Linked DNA regions of Mus musculus: region 2 is linked to region 1. Evidence: chromatin loops called from intact Hi-C (ENCODE). Cell type or tissue: left cerebral cortex. All regions are shown on one strand.

The links. Peaks named below come from ENCODE experiments on the same cell type or tissue, not always from the same donor. Only the 100,000 strongest peaks of a DNase experiment are listed, where the experiment ranks them.
Region 2: a loop joins it to region 1, with 10 times the contacts of the local background. A loop is called at or near these places in 8 of 42 quality-filtered maps.

Annotation. Positions count from the first base shown.
Region 1 is chr16:82,520,331-82,522,830 of GRCm38, forward strand. No RefSeq gene overlaps it. Among named protein-coding and RNA genes, the nearest start is that of Gm23355, 22 kb to the right of the region's middle. In left cerebral cortex, a CTCF peak has its summit at 1,452 (motif pointing left); a DNase peak (open chromatin) is centred at 1,459.
Region 2 is chr16:81,201,187-81,203,686 of GRCm38, forward strand. The region is part of intron 1 of Ncam2 (neural cell adhesion molecule 2); the gene reads left to right. Among named protein-coding and RNA genes, the nearest start is that of Ncam2, 1.7 kb to the left of the region's middle. In left cerebral cortex, CTCF peaks have their summits at 978 (motif pointing right) and 1,763; DNase peaks (open chromatin) are centred at 526, 1,000, 1,479 and 1,739; H3K4me3 peaks cover 2,500 bases; H3K27ac peaks cover 2,500 bases.

The DNA of each region.
Region 1 (2,500 bases):
TCTTAAAATTGTTACTATTCCCATGAAACACATGTGATTGACAATGACTGTAGACTCACAGTAGAGAAAGAGAGACATGGAAGTCTTCTGTAACACCACCCAACCCCACCCTAAACAAACAACCTACACAGGATTAGATTCTTAAGTGTAGCTTTGCATGATAGATGTGGCTGCTGCCACAGGTGGGCATAAGGGAGGTCTCACTTTACTTGAAGAGGTTGGACATCTCTAGTTTGACCATCCTCCACTGACTATATGGACAACGCAAAGTGGACCTGGTTTTCTTTGGGGGTGGTGGGTGTTGGCAGTAGGTTGAGGGGCCAGACCTGAGAGGACTTGGAAGTAAGGGTAACCAAGGTATATTATATGATATTCCAAAATAATCAATAAAAATATTAAAATCAATTATGATTATTTTTCTTCAAATATCTTAATAATGAAGATTTATATTTTATGCAAAAGATAGAAAATAAGTGTCAAGGTCTTAGCATCATGAATAATTATGGTATGAAAATCTTTATAATTAAACTGTGGCACATTTTTGGTTTTCGGAATGCATATTCCCAGTGCACTAGGAATCAAGCCAAGGCCTTGACTACTGCAGTGCATCTAAGCAATGCAGCCATTACCTGGAACCCTGGAGCATTTCAGAATATTTTAATAAAATAAATCTCCAAACAGACTTTTTAAACTTCAAAACTTCTAAAGTGACAAGTTAAAAAAATCAAATTGGTTGTGTACTCTTATAATTTATAATATGTAAATTATAAACTTTTCTTGAATGATATACCCAGCAGTTTGAAAAGGTAGAGATGGAACAAGGTGTAAAAAGCATTTGATATTTGTTTGATTACTGAATACAGCATCCAATTAATCTCTTTTTTACAGAGAGTGTTTGGGGAATGAACTAAAGAAAAGAACTAATTGTTCAATGACTTTTTATATAAAATACTGTTTATGAGTTTACTTTTCTGCTTCCCTGTGAATTTTTATTTCAAAATATAATATTAACAACAACATGTATACAATCAAACAAATCTATTCTTAGCTTGTATTAGGTTGAAGATGGTTTTTCTAGAGTATAAACAGTTAATGTGTAAAATATACATGAGACAAAGTAGAAAATATTTTAATATGTTATGATAAAAACTGTCATATTTTTATGTCAAGAATTTACCATGTGTACATTTTTAAGCACTAAAATATCTAAAAATGTGAGACTGCATCAGTAATTGTTCTTATAATATTCACAATAAGGATGCATAAAATATAAATTTTTAAAATGACAAAAATAAACATACATTGCACAGTAAAGTAATACACATTTAACACTGTTCTAAATTTGTTTTTCAAGTAAACTAGCAGCATTCTTCAAAATAAATATTTAAGAAAATGATTTAAAATTAAGTATATTCTGTAAAATAAGAAAGGACATACTACCACCTAGTGGATGTGTTGTTTGCTCAAGGGTGGTATTTTCTCATTTAAAGCCCAAAACATGTACATTGAGGAATGCTGAAGACAAAAAATAGTTTAGAATTAAACATGTTCAGTTCAGTTGAGTAAGTACTTGATTGTGTCAATTAATTATTAATAAAATGTTCTTAGACATTTAATATGTCATTATTTTAAACACTTTTATTATAGGGAAATGGATAAATTTGACTGTATAGAAGATAACATGTCAACTTCTTCCCTTACTCCAAGGATACAAAATTAAACTTTGAAAATAGTAGATTGCATTTTCTATTACCTGGAGGAAATACATTTATATTTTCATGTTTTAACATACATGGAAGGAAATGCTACAGTAATCATAATTACTATTAAACTAGATATTTAAACTATCACAAATCCCCTAAAGGAAAAGATTTGAAGAGCTTCCAGGAGTACATGTATTAAAACAAAAAATTCAAGTAGAAAAATATTTCTGAAAATCAATTTATAGCATTGTTCTGGGTATAAGCTAACTTGACTCAAGCTTGGGTCTTCAGGGAAGAAGTAATCTTGAAGAAGGAAATATACCCATAGGATTAGGCTTTTGCTCTCTGTGGGTTGCGTCATTTCTAGGCACATAGTTTTGAGTTCTAAAACAAAGCAAATTGGGCAAGCCACAAGCATGACCATAAGCAGTTAATTTCCATGGCCTTGTCTATAGTTCCTGCCTTGATATTCTTGCTTTGAGTTCCTGCATTGACTGACCTCTTTTTATTATGGAAGACGTTAGGGACATGTACACAGAAATAAGCCATTTCCTGTCTTTTGGACACGGTGTTTTATCACAATAAAAGAAACTCAACTAACATAGTAGTAATTATTAATATTTTTCTCTGTGTTCTCTTCCGCTTTCATTGAGTATTCTTGCATAATTATACATTTCAGTTTGTTAATGTTATAGGGTATAAAGTTAAATAATTTTAGTATATAGCATATTTTCAAAGTTTATAAATTGTAGTTTATATGTGCTATTTGTAGAATAATTTTACTCTTAATAAAATAT
Region 2 (2,500 bases), 1.3 Mb before region 1:
TTGGAGATAAGCATCGTCGGTGTGAAAGAGATCATGGGAGGGAAAATTGCTCCAGCTTCTGGGATTTTTTTTTTTTTTTTTTTTTTTTGGCTTATTCTCTCTTATTACCCGAAATTGGATGAGTGTGTTGGTGTGTATTCACAGTTAAATATCTGAGGTTGCGGAAGGGAAGGGCATGGTGATGTTTTACAGAAGAGGCAAAAACTACCAGCATTAAAGTCGTTTATCAAAAATCTCTGTGGTGTGCAAGAAATTCAATTCTTAGAGATTCTTTTCTTCTTTCCCAACACCAGTTTTTTTTTTTTTTGGGGGGTGGTGGGTGGGCTGTGAAGTGAACGTTTGATGGCTTATTTATGTTGGAAACTAACAGGGGCCATAGATGCTGTAAAACAGCAAATGGCTAAAACTAGGGTTGTGTTGCAGGCGTTCATTGTGACCCCCCCTCCTTTGAATATAGCATAATCTGAACACGATCTATCATTCGATTTGAATTGCACCTGTAAGGGATTTGGAAGGTTGGGGAGCACTGGGAGTACTGGGGAGCTTTTTATTTATTTATTTTTTAATTTGGGTGGGGGAGAGAGAGAAAAAACGTGTTAGAATAGCCCTAGGGACAATTGGTTGAAGCAATCTTTGCTAATCTGTATATAGATGATAGGCATTATGAATTTATCATTCTGCCTTCCATAGTCTACGTTCACATAAAATATATTCACAATCATTTGAAACGTTTTGAACTGTCCAGACAAGTTTGGACATTTAATTGGGGGGAGACAAAATACCAAAATATGCACTGGTGGAAGTCTTAAAGGCAAAGGTAATATCCATAATTCTCCTATTACATGAAAGTGCAGGAATGCCATATTATTTGTGCGGCATTTTCTATGAAATTAATAAAATGCAAGATAAGTTAAAATATGTTCTCTAGATCCAATTCTAAGCATTTTTCCCCACCGCTTCTGCGTTGCTCATGTGCTCCAGCAGGGGGTGGTATAACTCCATTTTAAGCAAGAAATGCTTGTTTCTGCTCTTGCACCCACTGTCCTTCTATCATCCCTCAGTAGGGCTTGGCATTTTGGATGTAAAGACTTCCTTTCTCTGTCTTTCTCTGAAACTACAGTGAAATGATGAACCACGATTGGATGTAGATTTTTATGTTCTGAAGTACAAATTCACATGCTAGATATTGCTCTCATTTATAAAGTGCCTCTTTCTGCCATCCTAACAGAGGATGGGTAATATTTCAGTCTCAGAAAAAATTGCAGATAGATCCATCGGAAGCTCATATTAGTCTTGTTCATTAATCCAGTCACCTCTCTTGCAAAGATCAGCATACACTTGTTCACTACAAGATACAGAGCTGTCATTTTGTGGGTGGGTTGGGTTGGTAGTTGTGTTTAACTGTTCATTTGTAACATGGAGAGGCAGTTCTGAATTCAAACAAGGCAGTCTGAAAAATCTAACTTAGATGCAATTGCAATTAGGAGAGTGTAGTGTGAAGTAATATGGGGGCAAGTTTGTGCCGATTGATGCGCTGTCTGGAGGAAATCATCCCAGTTGTAGAGTCTGTGCATTTATCATCGCTGATGCCAAGTGTGCTGGAATTCAGGGAAAGGGGAGAGGTTGGAATGCTTAAGTAGCTAGGCATAAACAGTGCACAAAGGCAGATACACTTTGGGTCTCTAGATGTAGCCTGTATTTGAAATTGTGATTTAGCTGATTTATAATCAGCACGCAGGGTGGTTAGAGAGGAGAACTGTGGCAAGGAAGCCTGCCTGCAGGGGAACCCATATTCCTCGTCAATGAAACAGGACAGACGGATGGCATCTTTGTAAAGAAGATCTCTCTGTCTCGTGCAGTGGCATGCCATGCAGACACCCTTAGTGGAGTATCCGGGGGAACCAGCTTTTCTGTGAACAAGCATGTAGTATCGCTGTGCCATGTGCTGTAAGGAAGTCAAAGACGCCTGGAAACAGAAATCCTTATCCAGGAGTCTAAATTTCTCTAGGCTGCTGTTTTCTTCTCTAATTACGGGTGCAGCCGCAAGTATCAGACACACCATTGGGAGCTATTTTTTTTTTCTCTTTTTTTAATGAACCATGTGTAACTTGCATTTCTGTTTGTTCTTTTTTTCTTTTCTTTCTTTCTTTCTTTCTTTCTTTCTTTTTTTTTTTTTTTTTTTTTTTTTGATGGAGCCATGAAAACCTACAAGACAGTGACCCTCAGGTTTGCCTTGGAAATACTAAAAGCTCAAATGGCTGATTTACGTTTCCAACAATATACTTGCAGGGGATTTTATGAAGCATGATTGAAGCTATTGCTTGAGAAAGTGGTGTGCAGTTTGACTGGGGAAAGACAACGATGATGTATTCCCTTTTAAGTAGTCAAAACGTTTTGAACCACAACAGTAGAATGGAAGAAAATGGCTCAAGTGAAAAAAAAAAAACTAACTTAAGTGGATGCCAATCCCATAATTAGCTAACAAGACCTATTAACTTCA